2 separate regions of the Homo sapiens genome follow, and region 2 is linked to region 1. The links are chromatin loops, found by intact Hi-C in ENCODE. Cell type or tissue: heart left ventricle. All regions are shown on one strand. Each heading gives the region's core, and the rest is flanking DNA. Links, peaks and the distances in the headings are about the cores only. Region 1 overlaps NAV3 (neuron navigator 3). Region 2 overlaps NAV3 (neuron navigator 3).

Region 1 (16,075 bases), core at 7,677-10,176:
CAAAAAGCACATAAAGATTACTGATCTCTGAGTCATATCTCCAATTCCGGATGAACGAAGATTGGAGAGGAAAGGGATAGGCTTATGTAGCTGAGAAATGAATTCACTCAAGAGTTGATAAGCACCAAAACCAAAAACACATCCAATACTAAATGACAAAGTGTCTGTAATTTCAGATCCTCCTCCATTAAAATCTATTAATAGAGATTCAGATTTTGTGTTTATTGCTTTAGGTATGAACTATCTGAGAATCCACTGTCAGGAGTTTATTCTCTAAAAGTTAATTCATTTTGTGTTTGCATAATGAATGAATGCAATGTATTTAGAAATAGTGAGGATAATATATGCAGGAAGATAATTCTAATAGAAAAATCTCTTGAAGGATAAATACGAAAATGTTGGAAGAATAAATGAGTTATCACATAGGCTGACCAACTGTACTGGTTATCTTCAGACTGTGCTGATTTTAGTGCGCAGTGTCTTGTTTTGGAGATTCTTCAGTCCCAGGCAAACTGGGATGATTGGTTACTCGAGTTATGAGTCCAATTTCCTTGATTTTCTCCTTGATTTCATTCTAGTTTTCTATAATAGTCTAATTATTAGTTCTAATTTTATAGTAGTTGGAGATCTCATATTTATCAATTTTTAAATATATTATTGCCTTGTTAAATTAAGGATTCGTTGTTAGATGCTGTCAATTATCTATTTCAGATTTAATGGGAAATGTCCTTTCTTTAACAGGAATTTTTCAAATTAGAAGTAGCTTCTTCAGAGGTTTTATTCAAAGGAGAATGATTTTTTTTCAATGAGGTTCAAATATATACATTTGCTCTTCATCCCTTTTTCCTACCATTTTTAACCAGTGTTGGCAATGAAAATAATACACTTTCCTTTTATGAAAAAAGCTTTGATTTGTCAATAAAACAAACATGTCTTAGTTCCATGAGTTCATCATCAGGAAATTTCCAACCTAAATCTTACGGGCCCTGAGTTGAATATAATGATATCTTGAGGTACTGCAGTGAATTTGTTTTTTCTATACCTTCAGAGACTACACACAGATATCAAGACTTTCTTTTCACTTCAACAGTATGCTTCTCCTCTGTAAGACAGACAGGATGTGGTCTAGGAGAAAGTCCACACTTTAACAATAGGCCATTGACAGAATGTGTGGGGAGTACAAAGAGGAAGAGAGCATCTGTCTACACCCAAAATTATCAGAGGCATTTCTGTGTGTGAGAATCTTCGATTTCAAAAATATGTTTTTAAAGGTCACCCGTTTTCCTTCTCTGTTTTTATTGGATGAGGAAAATTGCCTTCAAGATAACAAAACATTTTAAATTCAGGGGAGGAATTGCATCACATTTTGTCTAGTTATCCCAGGCAGAAAATGAATTCCCTCAGGCACTAAACACATTTTCTTTAGCTCTTATGTATGATCTATGTGAATCAAGCTGAGAAAATGAAAAGGGTGGGAAGATGAAATCCAACTGAAAGCAACAGGGCAGAGGATCCAACAGGCAAGAAGTCCTTCTAGGAAGAATAAATGGAGAGTGCCCCAGGTGCTGACTTTATCTACAATTAATTCTGTATAACATTTTCTCATTCATTCTGCATGAGCAAAGATGCTACACAAAGTATTACAAACACCACTATTTTTCTTTCTCTTCTGTAGCCTTGATCAAATGGTAGTTAAATTTTAATTAAATTTCATATTTCAAGGACTTGCAAGAAAGTCTCTGATGTCTTAGCCCCGTGTTTGTTCTCTGCATGTGTAGCTTGTTTTAGCCTTCAGAGGAAAGTTCCCATATATAGCACTCTATCACGATGTTGACCTGTATGAACATCCAGCTGGTGCAGCTGCCAGGAGGCTGAAAGGAGAGTTAGAATGAGTTCCTATGTCTGTCTTGTCTTTTACTTTCTTCTTTTGAATGCTGTTGTGTAAACCTTTTGTTCAAATGTCTTGCCACCTGGATTCTCTTGTGGATGTGTTGCTACTCTCTCCAAAAGACTTGGCAGAGGGTGCTTCCTGTTGTACAGCAGACTTTTATTTACAGAACACCTATAAAACCACAACAAGAATAGTCAGAATATAAAAGATGGCCTTCTAATGAACGTAGTAAAACTTCAGAGCACATTCTTTAGCCAGGAGAAAGTGCTGCAAAGATGTGATTTAGGATGAGTAAGACATAAGTCAAGGTGTGGATCTTTCAGTTTCCACTAGAAAACAACACTTGGATTTCCTGGCAATGTATTTTTGTAATGACTGTGGTTTCTTTTTGTAAACTGTGTCTCAGACAGGGAGGAAGAATGAACCAACTGGATTGTGTAACTTTATAAATAGAAACAGCCATGTTAAAATAACAAGACTGCTCTGGGTTAAGGCAATGAATTTTGCTACTAGCTGTAAAGCTAGGCCACTGAATGAATATAAGATCCATCCTGCAGAGTAACTTCTAAGGCTTGCCCAAAAATGCTTAATGGGAAAAATCTATGAGAAGTCCTTGCTCCCTTCTATTGTATTCCAAGTGTTTTACTCCAAATAAATCAAAACCTTTTCTCTGCTGGATATAGTCAAGTTGGAGACACACAGGAACTTTATCCTCCACTACAAATATTGAATAATGTGCTCATATCATTTTTAATACAGCACATAGTTTACTAAACTTTGGAACAGTTTATCCATCCTGGCAGTGGCATACAGGATAAAGAGTTAACTGCCTTATTATCTGTTGAACAAGATATATGCTACATTTGCCATAGGAACTGGAACACTGAATGATTTAAATTTCATGATTGCTCTTTATTTTTGGAGGAAGAAACCCAGGTGAAAGCAGAGAAATCTCCTAATGAGGATTAAAAAAAATCAATATTTTCAATATGATTCCATGCAATTTCATATGTACTTGAAAGAGATATGTGCTGTGTTTACCAGTCAGTCAAAGTTTATAGTTCATAGCTTTTGAGTCTTTTGGGAATTACTGCATAATAGTGATGTTTTCTTTTATTTTGGTGGCTAATCCTTCATAGACATTGTTGGCAAACTAATCTTCCTGAGCATAGCCATAATCTTGGCAATCATTCAAGCTTCCCCCAATGTAATTAAAATTAAATTTATTTAAACTCTAATTAAATTTCTTTAAACTTTCTTTAATGAGAAACCGATTTGATTCATGTTTATATCTCTTGAGCTTCCCAAACACAATGTGTTGTATGTAATAGTGATTTAAACATATGTGTTGAATAAAAAATAATTATTTTTATGATTGTATTACTTTGACTCATGATTTACTTCATGTCTATATCGCAAAAAGAGCCATCCTAGAGACTGTTCATGATTTATTGGATAGAAATGCCAGCTATGCTATTTCTATGCAGGTTGAGTATTTATAATCCAAAAATTCAAAATCTGAAATTCTCCAAAATCTGAAACTTTTTGGGTGCCAACATGACACCACACATGGAAAATTCCATACCTGATTTCAGGTGATGGGTTGTAGTCAAAACACAGTCAAAACTTTGTTTCATGCACAAAATTATTTGCTGAAAAAATTACCTTTAGGCTAAACGTAGAGTGTATATGAAACATAAATTTCTTGTTTAGACTTAGTTTCCATCCCCAAGATACCTCATTATGTATATGCAAAGATTCTAAAATCTGAAAAGAAAACTCAAAATTAGAAGCACTTCTGGTCCCAAGAATTTTAGATAAGAAATGCTCAATCTATATATCAGTGATCCAAAGTCCAAACCTTAATAATTTTGGCCTTAGCAGAGTATACTAAGTCTACCTTGAGCGATGCTACCCCAATCCAATGGTGGTCACGTGTGTCTCCAAACCTATCTCATCAAATATAGACTTTTGAATGTGGAAGAAAGAGTGGAGGATCTTCTAAGACAAGTGTCTCCTTTTTGTACCTGATTAAAATTAAGACTCGGCAGATTGAAGTGGGTTATCTCAAAGCCATGGCATTTTAAAAAGTGGCTATAAAATTCTACGCCCGTGTCCTAAGCGTCCCATTTATTGATAATTATTGCTTAGGTTACTCTAATAAACCTGCTTAGAAAAATAAATATGTCTTTAACATAAAATTCAAGACTCATAATATTATGGAAAGCCAGCCATAGCCTTGTGCTAGAAAATCAGTAAGGAGGTGGAACATGTTTGAGTCATCCTCCAACACTTACAAGTGTTTTTGGCATTCTTTGATTTCCTTGTCAGAACGTAACTAGTGAAATTCCTCTGTTCAATAACAATATCCATACTCTATTGCCAGGGTAGGTTTATGGATGTTAATAGAGTTTTCCTTGTCAAGGGTGATGTATGATATGGATCTTCCTCTAAGTAATCATAAGTCCGTTGCAGTATAGTAAATCAGCCAAGTGCATTGTAATTTATATGTTTTACTTACAGGGATTTCAGACAGGATACTTATCAAATGTACAAGAAAATGTAACTCAGTATTTTCTGTAACATATTCTTCTTGCTTTCTTTCAAATCTCCTTTCCTGCTGCTGGTGGTTGCAAAGGAGGTTGGTGATGATGGGGGAAACCTAAATTAAGCTATTTTCTTTTGGTTTGAGAAAGCCTCATTAGAGTAAAAGATTAGTAAATTTCAAGGTCAAATTTCTTTTCAGCACCTTTTTTTCCTTTTCTATGAAGTTTCTCTCTTTCTTTCTCATTTTTAAAATGGCTTCTTCAGATGGATGGATACAGTGTGTGTAGGGAAGCTTTTGTGTCCTCAGGGTAATGGCAGATGAAGGGAGAAAAAAGTCTCTGGTTTTCTTGCTACTCTTTGGGTCCTTGCTGGTCTCTGCAGAGTTGGCCCCATCCAGCCTGGTCACTGGACATGTGCTGTGAGACTTGGGCTATGTGGACACCCTCTGTTGGCAACTATTGCTCATATTCTGCACCTGTCCTGATGCCAGCTCTCTTAGAATACTAGTCCTCAGAGCATTCCTGCATAGCACCACTGGGACACATAAGAACTTTTGGATTCATAGACATCGGATACGCTGTCTCAAGCCATATCTACCTAACTGTGTCTTATCATTTTTCCTCTGCTGTGGCTATTCCATATTGGCAAGGAGCACCCCTGCATTCTGATCCCCCCAGCTATCAAATGAGAAGTGGGGCACAAATTCTTTCAACCTTCACCCTGCTCTTTGACCTATCTTGAATTTTTTTTATGTAACTGTTAATCTTGTGCCTAGTCCCAAGGGTATGGAGGCACCAGCTTCTTTCTCAGGAATTCAAATTGTATCTTATCTTTAGAAATACCCCTTCTGAATCCCCTTGCTTCCTTACTGCTATTTGAACCTTTATTTACCCTCACTGTCACAGGTTCTCTGAAATATATCTTGCACCCTATGCATTGTGGTTAATAGTGCCACTGTATGCTGTGGTAACCAAGATTTTGTATTTGATAGATAAAGAAAAGTTCTTGAATTTGGAAAACACTTTTGTGCTCAATGAAATCTAACTTTTGAGACTATTTTGTCACAATGAACTTAAAAATATTTTCAATAATATTAAGCAATCAATTATTTGTTACAGACTGAATTCTGTCTTCTTGTAATAATGATTGTCGTTATTTTAATGATTAGGGAAACTTTAGATCAACTAAGAAACAGGAACAAAAAATGCTATGCTATTATCTCAAAAATGCATACTCCTTCCTACTTAAGAATAATAAATTTATATATTATGATATGGTAAAATTCACAACTAATTGTATTTTTCCCTAGAATGTTTAAAGCATTATCTAATACCAGCTTCAGTGTCTATATTACTGTAACTTCATGAAAGACTACTAACAATACTGGCTATCATTTATTAATATTAAGTAGTACTTGCCAGATGCCGTTAGAGGTGCTTTAAATGCATTCTCATTTAGTCTTCGTGTGTACTACCGTTATCTTCACTTTTTAGATAAGGAGACTAAAGTATAACTAGAGCTAAGAAACATGAGAAAGACGACCTAGCTACTGCCTATTTTGTAATTCCCATGGACTAAGCTTGGAGAAGTAAGAACTATTACTACAATAGCAGAAATTGAACAACAGCTTCATTTAGGAAATCACAGCAAAAGTATAAATAAAATGATGACTCTTAGGAAATAAAAAGCAGTTTTTGAGAGTAGGGATAGATGTGGCCTGCTCATTATAAAGTTCACGTGTGGTAATGGATAACTGATTTTCAAAATAACAGTTTAAACTCTGAAAATTCTGTTATTCTGACTGGGTGCAGTGGCTCACGCCTGCAATCCCAACACTTTGGGAGGCTAAGGCAGGGGGATAACCTGCAGTCAGGAATTTGAGACCAGCCTGGCCAACATGGTGAAACCCCATCTCTACTAAAAATACAAAACTTAACCGAGCGTAGTGGCACATGTCTGTAATCCCAGCTACTTGAAAGGGAGGCTGAGGTGGTAGAATTACTTGAACCCAGGAGGTGGAGGTTGTAGCGAGCTGAGATCGCACCACTGCACTCCAGCCTGGGCAACAGAACGAGACTCCCTCTCATAAATAAATAAATAAATAAATAAATAAATAAATAAATAATGTTATACTTATGAAGAATAACAAAACATATGCATTATAAGTTTGTGAAAACGGCCTAGTAAAATATTTTAAAATTGTTATTGATGTATAATAGACACATACCAATAAAGTACACATACCATAAATATGTTTCATGAATTTGTAGAAAATGAACACATTTTTCCAGCTAGTAGAGAATAGGAAACAGACATTTACAATTGCTGTCTGACATTTACAATTACAATTTAGATTCCTTATTCTCGTAGATTTATATTATTCCAGTACGTGAATTCTCCCACAATTTATTTTTTATTCTGCTTTTAATGTGGGCATTTGGATAGTTTATAGCTTGGGGATTTATGAATAATGACACTGTGAACATTCCTGCACATGTCTTTTTGCGAACATAAGAAGCGATGTCTGTTGGGTAGATCCCTAGGGGTGAAACTTCTAGGTAATAGGCAAGACATATACTCAGCTTTCATGAGTACGATTACTGCCACCATTTCTAAAGTGGTTGTACCAGATTGCTTTCTTACTAACCTGAATGCATCTTCAGTTGCTCCACATCTCTGCCCTCTGGTATCACCATTGTTATGAGGCCACAGGTCCTTAGCATTTTCTATGTAGTGTGATTTTGTTGTAGTTTTAAGCTTCCATACACTTATGACTGATGGAATTGATTATCTTTTCTGTATTTAACTGGCCATTTGGATATCTTCCGTTGTGTTCATTCAGGTTTTCTGCTTACTTTTCTAATAAGTAGTGAGCCTCTTTCCTTAATGGTAGATAGAAATTTTTTAAACATTTTCTGCACATGAGTCCTTTGTCAAATATGCATATTGTGAATATCTTTTCCCATTCCATGGGTTGTGTTTTCCCTCCCTTAATAATGTCTTTTGGGAAACATAAATTCTTAATTTTAGTGTAATCCAATGTATCAATTTTTATCTTGTTTAAGAAACTCTACTGTTCAAAAATTTCAAAACTATTCTATGCAAAAAGCACTATTTGAGATGAAAATTGAATATGTGCAATACTTCTGATAGCAACATTTCAACATACACAATAAAACAGGCAGAATTGGTCATTGTACAGAATAGAGATAATCTTATCTCTATTTAAAAAAAAGCCACATTTTGTGTCAGATGATTTCTGAATCCAGTAAAACTCTTAACGTATGCATACCTTTTATAGTCAGTTTGGCAGACTTCTAAAAATCAGGAGTTAATATTTCATAAGGTATAAATTTTTCTTATACTGAGGTGAAAATTCTCTCTCTGTTAGTTCCACTTATTGGTTCTAGTTTACTAATATAGTCTTTTGTTCACTTATCTATTCAACACATATTATATGAATCCTATGACTTCTAAGTCTTGGAAAGGTTTCAGGGATAATTGAGGAACTCAGAATTGACTTTGGGAAGCAGTCTGTTAGCAGGTGTACATTTTTAGAGCTCATAGTCATACCAGTTGGTAGGAAAATGAAAAAGCCTCACCTTTTTGTCCTCTTCTTTGAGTAAAGGCTTTCAACTATTCCACACACAATATGAATTTCAGATGCCTTATCATCATGGTTATTCGTTTTCAGACATAGCCTAATTAGTTACTGATATATTTAACATTAAGATTAAAAATTAATAGAAAGCAATAGCCTACATGATGTTTCATCAGCAATATGGCTCCATTAGTTTCTAGAACTGGAAGGCAGCCTGTTTCTGTTGATTCAGCTTAGAGCAGCTCTATCATATTTTTGGCAGTACCTCATACCATGTTCACATACTAAACTTGAATTTGAATAAATCTGCATAAATCCCCTAAATCGTACTTTTATGATTATTATCAAACAAGTGTCCTCCAACTTTTTCAGTTAATTTACGAATGTACAAAACTTGCTGATCATTAGAAACCTTGTTTTCCGAGAACATTTTATGATATAGGACTATGTTTTCTTTTTGATGTAAAAGTAACTGAAGAAGGTAGGAAATAAAGCTATGTAATCATGATAAGCCAATTGTGTGTATGTGTGTATGTGTGTGTGTGTGTGTGTTTGTGTGTGTGTGTTAAAATTATTGGAAATAAATGTGCCAGAATATTTGTGGCACTTATCCTAGAAAACAACATATAATTTCAAATCATTTATGCTAATTCCAAGTTCATTTCCTTATCAATCATGCCGCCTCTTTCTACTATCTTTTCTAAATCTACAAATGAGATCATATACCGTCTAAATATTTTAAGTGTAAGCATTTATTACTTAGAAATGCTGACTAACATCTGGCCGGGTGCAGTGGCTCACGCCTGTAATCCCAGCACTTTGGGAGGCCGAGGTGGGTGGAGGCAGGCAGATCACGAGGTCAGGAGATTGAGACCATCCTGGCTAACACGATGAAACCCCGTCTCTACTAAAAATACAAAAAATTAGCTGGGCGTGGTGGCGGGCGCCTGTAGTCCCAGCTACTCGGGAGGCTGAGGCAGGAGAATGGCCTGAACCCAGGAGGCGGAGCTTGCAGTGAGCTGAGATCGCGCCACTGCCCTCCAGCCTGGGTGACAGAGCGAGACTCCATCTCCAAAAATAAAAATAAAAAATATATGCTGACTAACATCCTTTTGCATGTGTCCTAAAGAATTCAGGTGGAGAATGATCTTTTAATCAACATTTAAAAATTATAATTGTCTAAATATTTATACAGTTATCCAACTGTTCGGTATAGCCTAAATTTCAATATATTTTTGCCAAAAATAGTAAAATAATCATCAAATATTGTCTGAAATCAAAATTCTAAGCTTTTGTTATTTTTTTGGCTTCCCACTTAACATTGTTACAAAATGAAAGAAGGTCAGTTTGACAGAATCTATTCTTAGTGAATCTGTGATATCCCTAAAGGGTATCACAATATTTTTCTATTTTCTCAAAAGGTCTCTGTTCAATGACATTGTGATATATTATAAGAATTCTATAATACTTTGCAGCTCCTCCCATCAAGGTGGGGTACAGAAGTGTATTCACATCCATCTTGAATCTGGACTGGCCTTGGAATTTACTTTGAGCAATAGAATGCAGTTGAAGAGACACTGTGAGAATTCTGAGCCCAGACTAAAGAGGCCCAGAGCTTTCCCACTTGCTGCTCGTGGGCACTCTATATAAATAAGCATGAGCTAGTCCACTGGATATTGAGTGACAATCGATGCAGGGCCCTAGCCGACAGCTAGCTAATGCCAGATGTATGAGTGAGTCGTTGACTGCCAGCACATTGCAGATACGTGAGTGAGCCCAGCCAAACTCAGAAGAAGGAACTCCTAGCTGACCTTAGCCCAAATTGTCACCCTACAGTATCATGAGCTAAAAAGTCATTGTTGTTTTAATTCCTTAAATTTTTGGTGGTGTATTTTATATAGCAAGTGCTAACTGATACAGATTCGTACTGCATTTTCATAATAAATGCTATAATGTTTATTTCCATGTAAGTCTGTTATTAGAATTTACTGTTTATATAGGCTGTAGAGTATTATTATCTTCACTTCAATATAATTTTTAAGAAACGTTCTTTATTGTACATATGTTGTGGAGAGAAGATGAGCACTATATAACTGGTAATTCTTTTTACCAATGGATATATATAAGAGCTTTCATTTCCTGCTGTTTGTTCTGTTTCAGGAGAAGTAGGACTTGCAGCTCTTGGCTGTCTATGAAGTAGAGTATTATTATTATTTGTTCTTGTGACATGTAGCTATCTAAGTCTTAGAATAAATAATGCTTTATGAAATGATAATGACAAGGTGAAAATTAGGAGGAAATACTGATAACTTGCTCACAAATTGTGCACATTGGCTGTTGGGCCCCAAGGAGTGTTTTCTTACACAGGAGGTCCACCCAAGATTTGTTTCCTATGTTCTAAGGTGTAAAAACATACATGAGAAATATGTATTTATTTGAATAAGACTATATTTGGTTTAACTCAATCTTTGAATTTAAAATCTTACCTCCAGAAATAATTTTAAAATATTATATTTTAGAAAATTTTCCAGTGGAAACAATGCCACAGAGTTTTGAAATGATGTAATTAAAAAGTAAAATAATAAAATAACATTCTTAATATTAAATTATTTTACAATGGTTGTGAATGCATAACATTAAAATGTTAACTTGAAAGGAGGAATAATACAGTTAATTATCCACATTTCTAAACAATGTTTGAGTATTATGAAATGGCTTTTTAAAAACATTTTTACCCAGACATTTAGAATTATGCACTTTAAAATTTGAATGGTTTCAATTCAAAATAAGCAGTTATACTTTCTGAAAATAAGCTTTCCAGATCTTGAGTGGATCTAAATTTTTAGACTTTGGACAACGGAAGGCTAGGAATGATAAAATGCTAATTTTTTAGATTTCATTTAGCAGTATCAAATATCTAAAACTATTTTATGGCTTTGCATTGAATAAATCTGTTACTTTTAACATCAAATGCATTTATTTGGCTGATCTAAAAAATGAGACGCTAGTCAAGGGAAATTCAAATCTACATATTTCTGATAAATTTGGAGGGGAATTCAAGCATGAAAGTTGGAATCCAACTGTTTTACATGCAAATTCTAGCCCTCTCTTTTAATGAGGGAGTACACTTGAATATGTTACTTAATCTCTCTGAGCTCCAGCTTCTTTGTCTCTAAAATGAAGATCATAATATGAACTTCCTAGAGTTTTTATAAGAGTTAGACATGGCTTTTCAGTGCCTGGAATAGCATGCATCTTTAATAAATGATAGCTATCATATATTCCAAGATTTTGGTTTTAATTTTTTTGAAATTATGTGATAATTGTAATTTTTCTTTGGTGTTTAGTGTTAACGGTTGCATTGAATAAGAAGTTTGAATCTTTTAAATTATTAAAAAAATCTCATTAACTTAGGAAAAGTAGGGTTTTTCCTAACTAAAATAAAAATGTAATGAATTCCATTTCTTTCAAGTATTCAGCAACATTTATATTGATAAATATTTAAATATTATCATTTTGGTTGCTAACAGTTCCTTTTGTCTGAATTTTAAACCATTATCTGTAATTATATATATATATGACATTACTTTAGTGTGAAAAAAAGACTTTAGAAAAAGTTTGCCTTGAGCAATCTTTTCCTCAAAAGAATTAATGATATTTTAATATTCTTGTAAAAAACTAATTAAATATCCATATATAAAATAATGTCTGAAAACTAGGGATAGTAAAAATATGCATTATACAGATTAAAATGGGTGAAAACTGAACCCCCCCAAACACATTTATATTTACAATGCCATGGAATTTGTTATGTTTTTATGACACAGAGTTGATGAGTTTTATTGTTTTGTTTGCATATTTGTTACTGGTATGTTTGTAAGGGCACACATTACATGGATAAGAAGGAAATTCATTTCGAGTACCAAATGCTATCCATGCAATTTGCCAAGAAAAAAATATACTTTTTGCATTTGAGACAAAATACAATCCATATTTATTTCATGAGCTTAGGAATTTTAAGGGGTCACTTCTATAGGAGAGTTCCAAGGGAGTTAGGAATCTGGCCTGTGAGTTTTACTTTTGGCAGTGGCTTCTGAAATAAAACACAATCGCTTATAATATTTCAAAAAGTTATCCATCATCCACAATGTAAAGTACAATATTTAAAACTCTGGAGTATGGCTTGAAAAATTCACTGTTCATGGGAGGTGGAAAACATGAAAAGAAAATGAAAATGGGAAACAGGGGGTTTAAGCGGAATTGGGTTCCATGTGGATAAGGAATTTGACTCAAAATACAAATGTTCCAGGAAATGTTTGGTGAGGACTGTGTAGTTAATTAAGATTTCCAGAAGTTCAACAATGCCTCAGGTTCTCAGGAGGTAGAATGCATATAACCACCAACTTAAAGTTAATATCTAAGACCAGCTATTTACATACAATAGTTTAATAGAGATTTACCAGAAGAATTGGTGAGAAAACAGTTCTGTTGAAGATAGATTGGGAACTCACAGCCATATTTTATTACACTATCTCATTGTGGTTTTTCACACTGTGGGAATTGGACTTCCAGAACTAGGGGAGCCTCTCCACTTTCATTTTAGTCTGACCACTTTTCTTCAGGGAAGGCAAAGGTTCACAAATCAAGTTTGTTCATGTTAAACCCCAGGAAGAGATTTAAAAAGAAAATCTTGCTACATAAGCATCCACAATGTAAAGTACAATATTTTATATGTTATATCCATATAACAATAACTGTTCTACCAAAAGCCCAAGCCAAACAAAATCTAACAAAGTCTCATTAAGTATTCAACTGGATATGCAGTGCTTAGCAGAGAAGTTGCCTTAAATAATTCTGCTATGATTTCCTACTGAGGGAGATGCAAAGTTCTTTACCCTGACCTAAGTTCATAAACCTTTTGTGTTGACTGACTGGCATTGCAGGTTGGCAGGATATTTCTTCTAATTTACTTTCACTGCAGTTATAAAAAGTATAGATCCTCACTCTTATTTTTAAATGAACAAGTGTATGTCATTCACAATAAAATAATATCAGTCAGCCCAGCAAAGAATGAGAAGTCAGTTTCACAAGTAATTGAGATCTCTTTTCAGTCTTTTAGAGAGGGGAGAATAAAATTTCAGTGCAATTGTAATTTCCTTTAATTCATGCAAATCTTAGCATATTTTATCATATTCATAAACTTTCCTTGGGATTCAGTTAATTCCTAAGTTGCCACCTTAGATACTATATTGTAAGGCCCTGGAAACTACTACTGTAAACGTGTTTCAGAAACAATCTAACACATAACTCCTACTTTAAAATTATTCAGTTTTGTCTAAGAGAAATATATAGTCCTTTGAGATATGGCTTTTGGCCTCCAGGGCAAAGGTTTTATGACAGTAATTTTTTAGGCTTAAGGAAATCAGATGTGGCTTTCTTAGAACAACAGTGTTTTGGGTGATGAAAAGACGAGTTAGTGGGTGCAGCGCACCAGCATGGCACATGTATATGTATGTTACTAACCTGCACAATGTGCACATGTACCCTAAAACTTAAAGTGTAATAAAAAAAAAAATCAAAGTGAAAAAAAAAAAATCAAAGTCCTTTGGAGCCCAATTCCTTCTTTGTGAATTATGTAATACATGCATAGGAATGGAATCCTAGCATGAGCAGTAAAACAAGCATTTCCCATGCTTTCAAATGCAAAAAAAAAAAAAAAAAAAAAAGACTAAATTGATAATCTTTTTGCTATATCTTTCTAATTTTCAAGAAATTATTTAAAATGATAATTTTGCCCTGAATTTGAACCCTGGCATGCCTCATAATTCTCATTTTTTAATTTTCTCCTTATCACACCATCACAATTTTGATTATCTTTTGTTCCTTAGTTCCATCACAAGTTGCATCAACTTCTGGTAGTAAGTAAAGCACAATTAAAATATTTCCCTGTATGTTAAAAAGAATGTGGTAGCTATATATGAACTGATAATGAAATAGCCTCAAGATTTATTAAGTGGAAAAAGCAAAGGGAAGAATATTGTAAGTAGCATGCTTCTACTTTTGTAGCCAAACGCGTAAAATATATATTTGTATGTATGTGTGCACATATGCACTATTTATGCATAAATCATCTTTGGTAGGATACATAAGAAAATGATAACAGTGATTGTCTCCAGGAAAGAAAGGACAACTAAGAAACTTAAGGATCAAGGGTAGAGATGGGCTTCCTTTACTTTTATATATAATATATACATATATATACATTTTATGTTTGTATTTTATTTATAATTTTATATGCTATATGCACATATATACATTATGTATACAAAAGTGAAGTATATATATAAATATACAACACATATATATTCACTTTCTATTGTTTTATATTGTTTAGGCTTTTTATAATGTATATTATTAAAAATTAGCAAACCTCTATTAAAATGTTGCTGAGGTTTAAATAATAACTGTTACACCCTTTTCATATTTGATTTAGAAATAGCCATCTCTAAAGTAGTGCTACACCAAAGCAGATAGTCATAAGTATCCAAACAATTAATGCTTATATTTATTTTTTTATTTTTGCTAAACAAGATTGCTAGATAATATTTCCTTTTTGTTTAATGTTTTCTGGGTATAGATGCAGATGTGAATGCCTAAAGTCAGTTTTAAAATTTTAAATAGAGCTCTGCATGATTTTAAAGCCAAATGGGCAGGGTTGCTGGCAGTTTCTCATATGATTTTGAGTGGCAATGAACGTAGCATTCCAGTAATTCTTAATCAAGCTCTTTTAATTGTCCTAAAAGGGAAATAAAGGACTTGAGGATCAAAACTATCCTTCATAGAGTGGGCAGACTTGATCAATTTGGCCTGAATTACTTGGCTGTACCCTACAATATTCATATGGTGTATGTCTGTCTGTGGAAACATGCAGAAGAGTCACTTAAAAGCATAACATTGCAAAATTCCATTAATTCCTTTCTTTATCACAGAGAAATTTGTCCCGAGCATTCATTTGCTTCAGCTGAGAGATTCAGCTTGAAGCCATAACCATGATTGTCTCCTATGTAGTAGAGAAAATTAGCACGTGGTTGCAAAATCATATAGCTCTGTGGTATTTACATGGTTATAATTGATTAAAATCTTTCCCAGATTAAAAAAAGGAACCGTGTATCTTTCTTCTTTTTTTTCCTATTTGTACAGATGATTATATGCACCCATCTACATGACCCTCTCTTGCTTAGCCAAACTTGACCAGAAGTTTTGTGAGTTTTTGTCTAGTCTTCTCTATTATCATATGGCATCTGTCATGAAGACACTATTTTATGAGTTAAATTAATGCCATTTATATTCTGGTCAAATGCTAAGAAATCTGGAATGGTTGAACTAATAAAATCAGCTTATACATCTCTCTTAAGAGCAAATTATTTAAGCAATGTTTCAACATTGCAAGTAGACTGTCATGTTGTATTGTGAAAAAATGAAGCAGAGACAGTTAAATAACAAATGAAATATGACCTCTGCTGAATTCCCTGGACATTTACAATCTGCTACATAAGCAATAGGATGCATAATTTAGAGTTGCTATTACCTTCTGTCCAGATATTCATGAAAGCCTATTTGGTTTTAAATTGTTGGGGCTGGGAAGGGGGTAGATTATTGAAAAAACAGAAATCTTAGGGGAGGCTATAAAGAAACTTCCTGAAATCTTAAGTAATTTTCATGAAGGTTTATTTACTATTCTATATTTTATCATTTTCTATGTTTAGAGTCCACAATTGTAAAAATTAAGCTTTCTTTTGAGCAACTAGAAGAATAGTCCCTACTCCGCAATGCTAAAATCAATGTGAATACATATTAGGTAGGATTTCAACCATTTTTTCAATTGATATAGCTTTTTTGTCTAAAATACCTTTAAAATAAATACTATCGAAAGTCAAGAAGGTATTCCACACACACATGAATATACTTTTCTACTTTCTCATTTCTGTCATGTTTTCTAATTTTTCCAATAGATAATATTGTGATAGTTACTTTAA
Region 2 (16,075 bases), core at 6,407-8,906, 71 kb after region 1:
TTGCCAGCAGTAGTGTCAACAAATTTAAAAAAGTCCAAATTGAATTAATCAAAATAAATTGTTAAGACTTGAGTTTATACCTAAAGAACAATATTTTGGCGTCTTTCCTTCCATATGGAATGGTTAACTGTGATATTACACTCTTCCCTCTGGACGCTGAGGATTCTTCTGGCTGTCATTACTAAAGCTCTTCCTAAATAAAATACATTTAACACTGTTTTGTGACCCTCCATTTGGACAAGTTTCCATGGTCAGGGCTATTTTGTTTTAGAAACTGTATTAACTTGCATAATTGCAAATACATTCTGTTAGACCCATAAAGAAAAACCGCTTGGCTGAGTATCATTATAGCTAATATTAGAGGGACCTTTTTAGGTCAGGCAGTCTAGAACTGTTAGCTACTGATTTTCTTAGCACACCCACACCTAGCATAGTTATTGGAAAATGTATCAGGTAGCTTTTGCTAGAATACAAACCCAAAACTCCATGTCTTAAGACAAAAACCATTTATTCACAATTTTGTGGGTTATCTATTTGGGCTGAGTTCATCAGGGAAGTTCATTGCTGCTCTACGGGCTTACTCAAGTTTGTGGCCGGCTGCCCATCAGCTAGGTGATAGTTTCTGGGGGGTGATATGGCTCTCAGCAAGCTGGTTTATGATAGTCTCATTTGGTACAGCTGGAATGACTGGAGCTTGCCTCCATATGGTCATCATCCAGTAGGATATCTCAGGTTTGTTCATATGTCAGCTCAGAGTTCCAAGAGCAGCAAATAAGCCAAAGCCATCGTACAAGTGATTTTCCAGGGTCTGCTTGTATCATGTTTGCTAAGGTTACATTGGGCAAAGCCAGCCAAATGACCAACCCAAATTCAAGATTGGAGAAATAGACTCCATATCATATGGGAAGAAATAGTCTATATCATTATAGGAAGAGTAGACCTTGTGATGATTATTATAATCTGCAGAGAATATAAACAATGGGCAAGGTATTTCATTCAAACAAGGAAAAAGAATGAAGCAGAGAGCCGATTTGAAGGGACCATATGAGAAAAAATACTTTTAAAGAAAACAAGATAGAGGAAGAATTAGAAACTTTATCTTAGGATTGGAGTGGGTATGGATATCACAGAAAGTGAACAAACAACAAATATTTTATGTCTATGGCCAGAGAAATGGATGCTTTGAGAGCAGGCACTTAATCATGAATTAATCTAAAGTGAAGGTCAAAGTGTGGTCAAGTATTTCTTTGCTTTGTTAAATCTTGACATGGTATCCACATGAATTTCCACATTAGTCCCACCAAATGAAGGAAACCTATGTGAATTGATATATTTAGAACTTCCTTACCAGAAAGCTCAATTGTATGTTACTACATTCTTACATTGGAATATAAGAGTTGGGTATCCAGCTTAACTTCTGAAAATGCTCACACAGTAACAATTGCAACTCCGTATCTGTGGACATGGGGCTAGAAAGGAAGATACCATGTCACATTAAGATATTTTCTTTGGTATTTATCTACTTCTTAATCCCCCATTTTACTAAAATACATAAGTAAGAAAAGTATTCCAAAGTCTGTAATTTAGCTTATTTCTTAACCGCAAATATGTTACCTAGCAACCATTGAAGGACATCTTTATATCTTTAAGGCGAAGTACTTCATATTAATTTAGCAAACATCTGTTTCCTTATGAGAATAGGCATGCTTTCATTGAGACAGTCTGCATGTACACTGCTCTCAATGGCAATTATACTCCCTTTGCTTAATAGTTGATCAGATTAACAGAATTCTAGCTCTTAAAGGGACACTATTTATTTGACCCTATTGAAAATTTAATCACGCTTGGATTGTTTGGTGACCTTTTGTCACTGTGGGAGCTCTGAGATTGGAATTTGAAGTGAACAGCCCATGATTTCTCCAGAAGACTGAATTATCACTTATATTTTAGTTTTGAAAATGATGCTGTAATTTGGCAGGTTTATAACTTACCACTAATTGAAGCAATATTTATCAACTGCACGTGAAATATAGCATGGTGTTAAGAACTCTAGAGATTGTTAAGTTTGGTTAATAATCCGGGTTCTGGCACTCTTTACTGTGTGACATTTAGCAAATTGCTTAGTATCTTTAAATAGTAGTTTCCTCATCTGTAAAATAAGAGTAACAATAAAACCTTCTTTAATGTGTTGTTTTAGGAGTCACATTAGTGTGTTCTAAACCCCATAATTAAAATTAGTGCTCTAAATCCCATAATTAATATTTGAATAAAGAATACCATGCTATATATTGTACTTAATTTTCTCAGTTGCTTTATCAAAATTAACCAGTTTTATTTTGTTTGAAAAAATGGATTTTGTTTCAACAGTGGCTTAAAATTGGACATGAAGAAAATGGAAAAGTCAGATTTAAAAAACACACAACAAAAAGCCCCAAAACTGTAAGATGAATTAAGTCCTATCTGACCTTTTTACTTATAAATTTTATAGTACCAAAAAAACCCTTCATGACAATTTTCTGGAAATACAATTAACTTGCTATTGTGAAAAATTAAAATGCATTTTTAGCTAAATATATATTTTGAAAATTAGAATTATCAGAAAAACAGGTACAAGCCTTTGAATTTACTTTTAGGTACAATACTCAAACACCTTCTGGTTCATGTAGGCGAATATTTGTCATCTTTTTCCACTTGATTCACATGTGTGAGTCCAAATGTTAACCAGCAATGTTTGTTACAAAAAAGGAAGTCATCCGAAAAAAAATTACTCTGCAGATGCCTCTTGTCTTGAGAAAGAAAATATTATCAGAAAATAATGTCAGATTGATGACTGATTCGTCCTGTGAATGCGGATAGTAGTAGACTTTCCAAGGTCACCATTTGGATTCATATGAATTATTTGTTCATATCCTTGTCACAAAAGGGAATAGAGTGGCTGTGGGTACTTTCAATTAGAGAATTTTGAACCTGTGTTTGAAGATTTGGATTTCTAACAATCTCATCATAAGAAAACGAAAAGGATACCTATTCTTAAGGCTCATCTGCCAGTAGAGAAGCTGAAATTTAAGTCTAGTGGTATGTGAAATATTCAACAGACTTTGTCAAAGGCTTAACTTTAAAGCTAGGGTAACTATTTTGAGGAAAAAATGAGAAACGTCTTTTGGTCATCATAAATCTAGTGCCTGAGGATATGCATATTCAAGATATGAAATTCTAAAAATGTTAATATTTACTCAAATTTTAACTTGGAATTTTTGAGACTAATAAATGTTCCTCAGTTAAGGCAATACCGACTGTGAAATAGTTCATGAAGTCATAGAGATGCAGTTCAAAATTCTATTTTCATTATTCATAGAAATGTTCAAGAACAAGGATTAGCCAAGGTAGGAACCATTCACTTAAAAATCCTGAAACCGAGAAGTAGCCATACTTACATAAACGTTGGCAGCCTGGAATAACCAACAAATTGTGACTATTATTAAATGAATATATTAGAGCAGGAAAATCATGCCGTTGTTAAGAACTGCAGTTTGGAACCGACTTGGGAAAGATTGTCTTATGATAAGTTTTCTCATAGCTAAATTCCTTTTCCTTGGAGTTAAAATGAGAGTTACAATTTCTAACGTGAAAGATGAAAAATCTAGTGGAAATGATAGGGTTAAAATGATATATTTTTATGAGGATACAAGGCAGTACTTGGCCAAACACCTTGAAAAATTTTAGTGTTTCTCTTTTTATTTTTTATACCAACAAAGAAGGTAATATGGTGCCACTGAAAATGTATGGGTATTGTAGAGAGAGAGAAGCAATTTTAAACTTAGCTCTGTGACTTGCTACTTAATGACTTGGGGCAAATTAGTCAATGAATCTGAGCTTCAATTGTTTCACGTGTAATATAACAATGCCCATATCATAAGGTCCTTTGGAGGATAAATGAAATAAGGTCTGTAAAGTGCCCAGCACATGGGCAGAGAATGCTGTATAGGGTAACCTTTATGACTTAGTGGAAACAGTGGCAATTATATCAAAGTTCTATCTCTGAATCTTTGTGTCAATGAACTTGAAGTGCAAGACCTGGTCATATGCGTAGCAGAAGCTACCTCCTTGGTCAGCCCTGAAAACACTTCAATTTAGCCACCAGTTCCAATTAAAAATATTAGCCCAGAAGATGCCAAAATAGCTACCTTGGTATGGTTCCCTGCCTCTGTGTTTTGAAATTTTTGAGCTGTGAACCAGAGAGGTTTTTTTGGGTTTTGTTTTGATTTGTTTGTCTGTTTGTTTGTTTAATTTTTGAACTTTTGGAGGGCCAGCGCTTCTTTTCCATCTCCTAACAGCTTTTCGGGTCATTCGGGCTCTTGTGAATGTTTTGGTTTTTGACTGATCCCTTTATTTTTTAGTTATTCTCTGACCTCCACTACTCTATTTTTGGGAAAATCCCTCGTGGGTGTTTATTAAGACTTTTGCAATTCCTGTGTGCCCTACTCCATTGTTATCCTACAGAGGTGTTGCTCAGACATTCTGGACCTGAACAGGCCACTCCAAAGTGCCTTGCCCTTTCAGACCACTGTTCCAGCTTAGGATCCCACCTATGTCCAGCATTGACTTTACTCTTGTCCCCTCGGCCTGTGTTCCTCAACCAGAAACTTCTTGTTACTTGTGGTTCTCTCTTTGAGAATAATAATGAGTGTTTTTATTATTGACTTGAATCCTAAGACTCATTGTACCTTTGTTTTTCTAGAAGACCAAAAAATACTCTTAAACTGTTCTCATTAACTTCCTTAGAATACCAATGAGGTAATGCTTTGAAATCAATTTTAATTTTATGAGTAATATATTAATCCAGAACATTTTTAATTATAAAGAACAATATCTGAAATCAGATCACCCTTATTGTAAATACTATTACACCCTGAATTTGCTTCTAGTATTTTTATACGTACATCTTAAGATGGTTTTCTATTCTACTTTTTTTTGCATCATATTTTTCATTTTACTCTACAAGTATCACGATTTTTATTTTTGATGGCTACTTAACATTTTGAAGAGTGAATAAACCATAATTTGATAATAACAATTTCCCTATCATTAGGTGTTTTAGTTCCAATTTATAAATATTATAATTAATATAAACTACATTTTTGGAATATCAGTTCACATAAAAAGAGAATAAAGGAATGTCATAGTGGTATGTGGTAAGTCTAAAGTCAATTTAAGAAATAAAAAGCACATTTTCTATCGCTCCAGTATTCTACCAGCTTGATTATGATAGTGAAGAATTTTGAATTTAAAAGTCATTGCTTATGTTTTTAAATATATTTTAAGCTATCGAATTTAATTTCACACACACATATCAGAGCTAAAATAGGAGAGAGAGAGCTAGATTTAGAAAGTGATCATCTTCCAAATTTTTAAAAAAATCTATTTTACTGAAATTTGGAAACATCATTAATGTAGAAATAATGTCATAAATGATGGTTAGTTTTCTTGAACAGCCCACCTAAATCTGTATCATCTCTTCTGTAGATTTGTAAAGTAGGACTGTAACATCTACTGTATATACCTCAAATGAGTATAACAAACAAAATGACCTATTTGTAAATTGTAAAGCAAAATTAGAATATTAGATACATTCAGTACCTAGTTCATTTTAATAATAAAAAAAAGGTTATATGAAGTTCCAAGGACCCCAGCAGTGGAAACTTGACCAACAAATGCTCACACTACCACCCCAGAATCAGCAGTAAAAAATGAATGGAACTGCTGGGAAATCAAGCTCAGAGCTTCAAAAGGAAGAGAGGAGTTACTAGTGATGAAGAGTCCACAATATATGCTCAGAAGATGCTATTAAATTAGTAAAAAGATAACCAGAAAACTGTAGGTACAACACAATGATCTCTGCAAGGGAAATAGGGATTTGGGGAATGGATTTTTAGCTCTCTATAGGAGTTGTAATTGAATTCCTGTACATAAGGGAGTTGTTCTCCTAAGGGTCTGGCTGCAAGGAGAATCTCTGTAATTTAAATTAAAACCAGCTGCTCTAACAAACTCCTGAATTTCAATGGCTCTGTACACAGTAGACTTTCAGCAGTCCACAGTGTTTCCTGGGGGTTGGGTATGGAGTTGAGATGCTTTGTTATGTACAGTCACTCAAGAACTCAGACTAATGAAAACACACATTTTCATTATGTGGCCTCATTGTTTTACCTGGATATATCCCAGGTGGCCCATGGGCAAAACGAAGAATAGGTTAGAGTATATTTTTGTGGGCTAGAGTAGGAAGAGATGCATAATACTTTAGCTCTTATTACATTGGTGATATCTAGTCCATTTTTATCCACCTAAATGCAAGGAGAGGAGAGCTGGAAATGAAGTCCTTGGTGAGAAGCTGCTTTCTAGAGAATATTTTATGCTATGGAAGGTGGAGCACAAATTTTGGTGAACAGTGAAAATGTAATAGGTTCTCTCATGAGGGGTGGCAGTAGGGGGACTTCCAGGCATGAGGCAGCTGGAAGTGTATCCCCGCTTGGGTCAACTCTTCACAAAAAGTAGTTTTTGCACAGTCATTAATTTTCAACATAGATATCTAAAGTATAATGTTCCTTGTAATATATCAGGTAATACATCAGATATGGACAAAGAAGAAATTCAAGATAAGGATATTCTATGAAAGTAAATTAGTTTCTGTGTCTCAATGCAATTAAAAAGAAAGTAGTCGATCTAAATATTGACATGTGCAATGGTTATTTGAAATTACTACACATTTGTTTGGGGAGAATATGTTTTTAAATGTAAATCATGAGTAAGCATATTCCATTGATTATAATAATGATGACTTATAGTGTATAGCTCATTTTACTTTTGCACATGTTTTCTATTACAGTTAATCCTCACAATAATCCTACGAGATAGGCAGGGTAGATAAGGATATGATCCTAGCATGAAAGACAAGACTCAAGATCCAGTAGTTAGTGGTGGAACTTGGAAGAAAGCCCAGAATTTCTGACTCCAGGCTCCATACTTTCCACTTCTGAAACCCTTCAAAAATTTAACTTTACTTTTTTGAAGGGTGGGGGAATGATGGGGAGGGTGAAAGGTTGGGAAAAAAAACAAGATTGACTTATGTCTGCTTCTCTAACTAGTGAGAATTTTTACTTTTTGTGTCTTGCATGTTGAATGAATGTTTTAGACCATATTTCACATATATTTTGAAGGTCAACTTTAATCATAGGAATAGGTTTATAAGAAGGGAAATTTTCTAAAATTTGGTTTAGAGGCTTGAATTTGAAATTTGGGGCTAATTTAAAATCTTTGACTTTTATTCATTATCTTATATTTGTATATAAACCGTATAAGTTCATATAGTGAGCAGTCTGCATGTTTTCTGTTTTTATTTTTATTTTCCTTTAGCTAATATATTCCAATAATTTGTAAGAGATTCAAATGGAATCCTTAGCATTTTAACAATTGTGCATTCCAGCAATTGTGGTGCATTACAAATGAAAGGATTTTAGGATGAAAAGGCGGGGGGAGGTTTAGGGTGGCTGTTAATGCTATGACTTCTAAGTCTCCATGCTCTCTTAGTGGTCATGTGGTTGGCTCATTATTTGAGCAGCATCGCTTTGCGGTTTGACAAGGCTACGCAGCAGCAGCCACTGTTAGCCGATGGTCTTGCAGGTATGTGGATCTAGCTCCTACCCGTGGTGATGTGGAGCTACAGCATGTCACTGGAGAGACACCAACTGCAGAAAGCTGATACATAATTGTGTATGAGTGGAATACAAAATGAAACCATCAAAGTGTCCTTAGCAAATAGCAAACTAGATGACAGATCTCACCAATATGTTTTGCTATAATTTATTGTAGTTTTAAAATTTTCAGGTATTTATGAAAATAGGATGCCCTCTAGTGGGGATCAACAGAATCTTCCAAGTAGTCTAATATTTGCTTAGAGTTGATGTAAAAAGAAGGAAAGAAAGTTGTTGAAAAAACAAATATTTTTTGAAAGTTGCTTACTTTTTCCTGGAAATTTCTCTATTGCTCCCTGTCAACTGATGGCTGGATTAGTACTCCCTGTGCACTGCATTTTTATTTCCATTACTTTTCACAGAGGCTCTTAAACACAGCAGGCAGAGTGTTCTCTCTCAGCTTCCAAGTTCTATGTTTTTAGCCTAAGTGAACGTAAACAATCCCTTGGCCACTTCTTTCTAAATTAATTAATTAATTAATTATAACCTATCTTGAAACACCTTTGAGGTAGATATCTATCTTTGTCACTAACAATTTAAAGTATTTAAAACATAGGAATGAATGCTTTGCAAGGAGGATTGTTGTAGGCAATGCTTACCTTACCTTATGCATCTTACCTTCCCTTACCTCCCAAGCTTCTTTTTACAAAGCATTTCTTCCTAGCAAGAGAGGCTTGGGAGGTAAGGGAAGATATAGATAGATAGATACATACATACATAGATAGATACATAGATAGATATAGATATAGATATGCCATGGCTGTTTTATTACTTTTCACTTACATTAAAATACTATATTCTTTACATTGAAAGACAGTTTAAGGTATTAGAATTAAATCTCTTGTAATTTGTGAACAGCATTCCATCCACGCCAGAGGTTCTCAAACATTAACACAGTTCAGAATCACCTGGCAGACTTTTTAAAATTCATTTGTTGGGCCCCACTACCAGTCTCGGATTCAATAGATCTAGGATGGGGCCTGGTAAGTTGCATTTGTAACAAGTTCCTAGATGATTCTGATGCATTGGTCAAGAACCTGCATTTTGAGAACTACGGTCTACGCTAAACCAATCTTTCCATCAGTCAATTTTTCTCTGTTAATTGTTGGAAAGTAAGGAGAAATGCTCAGGTCAGAAGCCTGGAAACTCTGAACTGCTAAGGCTTAAACGGAATTTATTCTCTTTTAACTTTGTGTTTTATTAACAGTATTTTCTTATGCATATTTATAGCATGTTACTTGGTCTTTGGAGGATGGTAGCTGATTTTACTTTGAATGTACTTGCACAATTTACATCAATTTATCAGACTGATACAAGAAGAAGTTAAAAGAATCTCAAGTATTCTCACTTGTTTTCTTAGAAAAGGGTAGAGATGGACTGTTTTCATAACTGTTTTTTAAAACATACTGTGTGGTATTAATATTTAGATTTTAGCTAATATTGTCACCAGCATTATTAGACTTCACAGACTGTTAAGATGAATTCCCCATGGAGCTCTCTGTTAGTACTAGATGTTGCAGCAGTCAAATAAAGGAGACTTTTCTCCATATTTTGAGATGGACATAAGATGTAACAGAAATAAGGTAGAAGGCTGGAGTTAAGAAAGGCTCATAAATAAAACATTTCCTTTTGTACGAGCTGAGAGTATAAATCTTGAGACAGAAAGTATGGGTTCTATGTAGCACTTACTGTTGCCACCTTGGGAAAATACTTCACTTCTCTGTTTTAGAATCTTCATCTTTAAAAACGGAATAGTGGTACCTTCCTCTTAGGGAGCTTTAAGGATTGAATGAGTTAAACTATTTAAAGTATTTAAAATAGTGCTTACTCTCAACACTGTTATTAGTAGACACTACATCTTGGAGAAAGAATGTTATGTAGCCCTTTCTTGTCATACTGCTGGTAGCAGTGGAAATGCAATTAAAGTGAAATAAAATTTAAGTTACCACCAGATTGTGCCTTATAATTATAATAGCCAACTCCTTTTTCAAAAATGTATATCATATCATTTTTTGTAGAAGAAAAGATCATTAGTCAGGCCCCATGCATTTAAGACCGGGTAGCTGGTTCTTCATTATGTATTTTATTTCTGCCAGAGTGTTTGATTGACTGTCTGTATTGACCATGAGGTTGCCCAGTATGACTGCATCACTAAAGGTTAGAGAAGGAAAATGCTGGAAGTGCACGGTGACTCATACCTGTAATCCCAGCACTTTGGGAGGCTGAGGTGAGCATATTGCCTGAAGTCTGGAGTTCGAGACCAGTCTGGCCAACATGGTGAAACCCCATCTCTACTAAAAATACACAAAAATTAGCCAGACGTGGTGGTGTGCGCCTGTAATCCCAGCTACTCGGGAGACTGAGGGGAGGGAATTGCTTGAATCAGGGAGGTAGAGGTTGTAGTGAGCCGAGACTGCGCCACTGCACTCCAGCTTGGGTGACAGGGCTAGGCTCCGCCTCAAAAAAAAAAAAAAAAAAAAAGAGAGAGAGGGAAGGAAAATGCTGACTCAGTTTCCAAAGTATTCAGTACATTTGGAACAGCAAGAAAGATTAGAGAACAACACATATGGCTTTAAATGAATGCCGAGGGGTTCTCACAATGATGATCTGGACACGAACTAGGTAGCTAGAATGCCAAAGGATAAGGGAGATGGAGGAAAGATGAGGCAGTCATCATTGCAGAGAACCCCTACTAGGATTTCAAAATTGTCTGACCTGTTCCCGACCCCCTCCCTCCCTTCCTCATTAACGAAAAACTTATGTGCCTTATCCTTGTTGGTACTGCCCATGGTGCCAAGCACAGTACTGCTCAATAAATGTTGGCAGGTTTGATTTGACTATGAATGACATGGTTTGTGTTATGGCCTCAGCTTTTTTCTCTATTAAAAAACTGCATGTAAAGAAAAATCAGAACATACTGTAGTTAGCATAGTAAATCCTACCCTTTCTTTTCCTATCAACTTACCTGTATTTCTGTTCATCTAAAAATTTCCTATTTCCAATCTAATAATAGAGATATGTAACTAGATTCTAAGCTAGTGAATTGTGGCTACAATTTTAAACAGATAAATGCAGTTGCAAATGAAAATATTAATGTAATTTCAGCTCTGATAAAATCTGAAATTGAGTTAAAGGGTGCACTTGATATCTGCATAACAAAGTGTCACTGGGATGGGTAGGGGTAGGTGCCAGAGAGTTCAGGAGGTCAATGTTGATTATTTGTCCATCTGGCTTTATGGTCAAAAGAAGTACAGTAGCCTGCTGTGGTGAATTCTCTGTTTGGGTAGGAAATAACTCTCAGAGTACTTGAAAAGTTAAATGCTGTAATAATGATATTTATGCATATCAATGTAGTTTATTCATTTTGTCTGAAGACAGCTAATCTCTTCATATGAAATATATCATTAGTAATATGTTAGATATACCAGGATTTTAATATATTAATTAAGGACTTGTATTCTTTGCAACTAAAATCAAACCGTTTTAAAAAATAATTAGGAGATATGTATATTTTCTTAAAACCTAAAAACCAATTTTTAGAGTTCCATTTTTAGAGTTCCATTCCATTAGCCTGTCAAAGCCACCACATTGCATAGCTCTGGCTGCGTCACGGACAGGGACATGTCATTGACCCTATAAGCTATAAGCCAGTCTTTATTGAGTGTCTACTAAGTGGGAGACACCAGTATCTAGCTAATCCAAACCAGAAATTTGAATTTATCCACCTTGAGTCAAATCTGTTTCACTTTCAAGTCTTGCTGATTCTACTCCGTAAATACGGCTTTTCTATATCCCCACACCTTTGGTTTTCTGTATCCCTACCTCATCATCTTTCGCTCAGACTCTTTTTATAACCTTATTTTTATTTATTTATTTACTTATTTATTTTTATTTTCTTTTAAGATGGAGTCTTTTAAGATGGTGCAGCAGCATGATCTCGGCTCATTGCAACCTCTGCCTCCCTGGTTCAAGCGATTCTCCTGCTGCAGCCTCCCAAGTAGCTGAGATTACAGGCACCCGCCACCACGGCCAGCTATTTTTTTTTTTTTTTTTTTTTTGTATTTTTAGTAGCAATGAGGTTTCACCATTTTGGCCAGGCTGGTCTTGAACTCCTGACCTCAAGTTATATGCCTGCCTCGGCCTCCCAAAGTGCTGGGATTACAGGCATGAGCCACCATGCCTGGTCTATAAACTTTATTTTTAAATGAATGATTTTCATTGTTATTAGACTATTAAAATAAAATAACATGTAAAGTTCTACAGGTAAACAAACAAGAGCAGTCCTATCCCTAGCTCCTCTCCAACAAAAAGAATGAATTTCTACCCATTTAGCAATTTCTTATGGTGATTATTTTTGTATTTCCAAGTAATATGCTTTAATATCCTACTTTATGAAATTTAGAGACTATTGACTTTTTGGGATGGTATATAAGGACTTTGCTTCTTTATAACCCCCTTCTTCTCTGCACTACCCCCAATATACTTACACTATAATTTTCAGTGAAATCTATATTGTTTTCATTGTTCCCATGTAAATATTATTCACTACCAGACTAATACTAGCCTAGGATTAAAGTCTCTTTCTTAAACAGAGTTTGTTGTTTTTTTTCTATAGAGCTAATAATTGCCTCACTTTTTTATTGTATAATTTATGTTGACTTTATGGCTACATTTACCTTTTTTTTTTAACAGTTTCCAACAGATCTGTAAAATCCATCCGTATACAATTTTCCTTATAATCCAATTCTCACACAGTGCATCAGATTTATTATTTCCCTAGTGTTAACAATTCTAGAATCATTTCTCTTTGTTCCAATGTAAAATGATTGCTCTCTAGATCTGTTACATAGCAGTTACACTGAACTTTCCTTATCATCAGCTGAAAATGTCTTTGCCTCTCTCTTACATTTGGTCACCTGTTTGTTGGATTCCATTATTTTCACTTCTGATAGCCTCCTTACAAGGGATGTATGAAAATATTTTTTTCTCTTAGAATGTTTTTGTATAATATATCCTTATTTTATTATCCCAACTGTTGGAAAGTTTGTCTAGGCATAGAATTTGAGATTGAAAATCAATTTCCTCCAGAATTTCATAGGAATTTCTCTGTATCTTCTAGTTGCAATGTCACTGTAGAGACTTGTGATGTCATTATAATTTCTGATCCTTTGAAGGTAACTTGAACTTTTAAAATTTGTTTCTTTGTGCCCCACCCTCCTGAAGCTTTTAGAATATTCTTTTTATCCCTGATATTGTTATCAATTTTTATCTTCTTAATAGTGATGAACACTTTGAAAATTCTTTCCTATAATTTTTTTCCTATCTTATTTTTTGGAACTAGTATTTTTTTGACACTTGACTTACTGAATCCTCTAATATGACTATATTTTTCTATTATTGCTCATCTTTTTCAATTTTGATCTCCCTTCCAATAAACCTTCTCAATTTATCCTTCCAGCCTTTCAGCTTTAAAAAGTCAATCATATTTTTAATTTACAAAACTTCTACTTAATCCCTAGATCTTCAAATATATGTGTGTGTATTTGTGTGTGTGTGGGTGTAAGTGTGCATGTGTGCATATGTGTGTATGTATCATTCATTTTCTTCTGCATCCGCTGAGGAATGCAACTTCTCATTTCTAGGGTATTAATTTTAATTTCCCTGAAGTTCTCTTATGCTTCAGCTTTGTCTGTATTTTATTCTGGCTTCTTTTTATCTGTCTATTTTGGTATCTCCATTTTATTTCAGAGAATTTTATCAAACCCCTGGTAAACCTCAATTCTCTGTATCAAGCATGAGACAATAAAAATCTACTTGGAAGCGGCCAGGTGCGGTGGCTCACTCCTGTAATCCCAGCACTTTGGGAGGCCCAGGCAGGCGGATCACAAGGTCAGGAGATCGAGACCATCCTGGCTAACACGATGAAACCCTATCTCTACTAAAAAATACAAAAAATTAGCCGGGTGTGGTGGCGGGTGTCTGTAGTCCCAGCTACTCGGGAGGCTGAGGCCGGAGAATGGCGTGAACCCGGGAGGAGGAGCTTGCAGTGAGCCGAGATCGCGCCACTGCACGCCAGCCTGGGTGACAGAGCAAGACTCCATCTCAAATAATAATAATAATCTACTTGGAAGCTATTTGTGCGTGTGTGTTTGTGTGTGTGTGTGTGTGTGATGCACATAGTTGTTAATGTCTTTTGTGATTCATTATAGGCCATCCTATAATGATGGCCAGCTCATTGATTCACTGGGTACCATGAGTGTCAGTATCTGTTGATCTTAGGGATGATCATTGTTGTCAAAGACAGATTTTTTAAATCTGACTGGAGTGAGGGTGGAGGATATGAAATCCTATATTCCTGAAGGAGAGGGTGCCAGGGAAGCAAAAATCAGTTGCTGGGGTCTCAACATAAGTATATATAATTTTACTTAATCCTTTTGTTTTCATTTCCATGCCTTTACCTTTTGTCTTCCTGATAACCCTAAGTCCGGATTTTCCCTAAAGTATGTCCTGGCTTTTGATGGGAGAATGGATAGGCCGGCAACAATATAACTCTTGAATTTGGTTCATCCTACCTTCCATTTGATCTGATGCTCATACTTTCTGAGCCATTCTGGGGGTCTGTGGGAAAATCTGTTTGCATTACTCTGTCTCCCTCTGCAGGCTTCTGTGGGTCCATCTTCCTTTACTACTCTGCTACATGTGTATCATTCTTTCATCTGCCTTCCACACTCATATATTGTGTTCATGGAAGATAGAATTTGAGTTAAGATTTTTTGTTCTTGCTGTCCTGTGGGCAATTTCTTAGTAAATACAGGGCAGAAAACTATTTTATCATCTAGAATACAGAAGTCTTGTAAGTAATCTGTCTTTACTTTCTTGACTCTAAACTTGACTCTAAACTCCATAGCTGCACTCAAGTTCAAGTTTAGTAACAGGAGCATGGCTGTCATTTTCATGTTCCCTACATGAAAATAAACTTTCACCTAAAAATCTTAATAAAGCCTTCTTAGCTTCAGATATTATTGCTTTTTGCCCAACCCTTACCTGATTCCTGGCCTCTTCCTTTAGTGTTTCCATGTGCCCCTTCCCCATGTTCTGGCCAAATAGAACTATACAAAATTCTCTGAAATCATGAGGCTATTTCATAGCTCTGTTCCTCTGTAGATGTAATTATTTATGCATATTCTGCATGGAATATGCTTTCCCCTTCCTTCTGATTGTCAAATCTCATCCTTTTATGTGTCATTTCTCAATCATCATTCTTCTGTAACCTTCATAGTTATGTTTTACTCTTTTTGCTATTTTTATTTAAACTAATTTTCTCTTAAAAATGGAATAAATTGACTTCATAAGGGACATTTTTTTTGAAGTTAAGTGGGAGCTATTTTGTGATTTTTACTAACACGTTAAATTACTTGATCAGATTTGCATTTTAAAGCAATCACTATCTGTAGTGTATAGAATAGTATAATGCTTAGCCTGCCTGCACTCAGAAAGTGTTTATATGACTGTTAGAGTGATTGGGTGAGAGATGATGAGAAGCGACCCAGGGCAATGATAGTAGCAATGGAGGAGTGGAAGGGTGAAGAGATGTTAGGGAGATAAAATTAACAGCACTAGGTCAGAGATTGAAAGAGAATGACAGAAAAAAAGTAAAAGGAAATTATCAGACTTCAATTTATGTTTACTTTATAATTTACTTGCCTTCATAGACCATCCACCGATCTTATGGGGTAGTCAACTCATTAATATTCACTTTTAAATCAAACTCCAAAGTTGAGATTTTTGAAAAACTTCATACAGTGTGAGCTTTCATTTTAATGTGAATATTGAGGTGAACTATCTGTACAGACTGAGGTGAACTAGCTAGATGGTGAATGTATTACATATATTGTGACAATATGATGTTACCCAAAACTTTTAATGGATTCGTTTCATAATTATACCACATGAGCTATTGAGATTTCTAGAAGGCCTACAAGAGTCATGAGATTGGACTCATTCACAGATCTTTTGGTCATATCAGTTCTGTAACAACAACTGCAGATCCAGTCTGTGATCAACTTTTCAAAACATCTAAAAATAGTATGTATTGTGTCTTAATCCCACACTGTGATTTTGCAACCTTCTTTGTCCAATGTTGCCTACCATTTTTGAATTTTTGAGTCTTAAAACTGTGGTGTACAAAATTATATCTTTGAAAAAATATATAACTTCACCTTTTAAGCCTCTTTCTCTGTATAGTAGGAGAAAATGTATTTATCTCAGTTCAAAGTAACATAATCACTTTCAGTTTAAAACTCAGTGTTTGAGGGCCAGGCTCATTCAGT

What was found. A loop is a pair of places that touch in the nucleus more often than their neighbours do. Peaks named below come from ENCODE experiments on the same cell type or tissue, not always from the same donor. Only the 100,000 strongest peaks of a DNase experiment are listed, where the experiment ranks them.
Region 2: it touches region 1 in a loop (2.1-fold over the local background); 7 of 110 quality-filtered maps call a loop at or near these places.

What each region holds. Positions count from the first base shown.
Region 1 is chr12:77,846,016-77,862,090 of GRCh38, forward strand. All of the region lies in intron 1 of NAV3 (neuron navigator 3), which reads left to right. Among named protein-coding and RNA genes, the nearest start is that of NAV3, 23 kb to the left of the region's middle. In heart left ventricle, for the core only: no CTCF peak of the experiment used is centred there; no DNase peak of the experiment used is centred there; H3K4me3 peaks cover 758 bases; H3K27ac peaks cover 619 bases.
Region 2 is chr12:77,918,018-77,934,092 of GRCh38, forward strand. The region is part of intron 1 of NAV3 (neuron navigator 3); the gene reads left to right. Among named protein-coding and RNA genes, the nearest start is that of NAV3, 95 kb to the left of the region's middle. In heart left ventricle, for the core only: CTCF peaks have their summits at 7,728 and 7,929 (motif pointing left); a DNase peak (open chromatin) is centred at 7,664; H3K4me3 peaks cover 475 bases.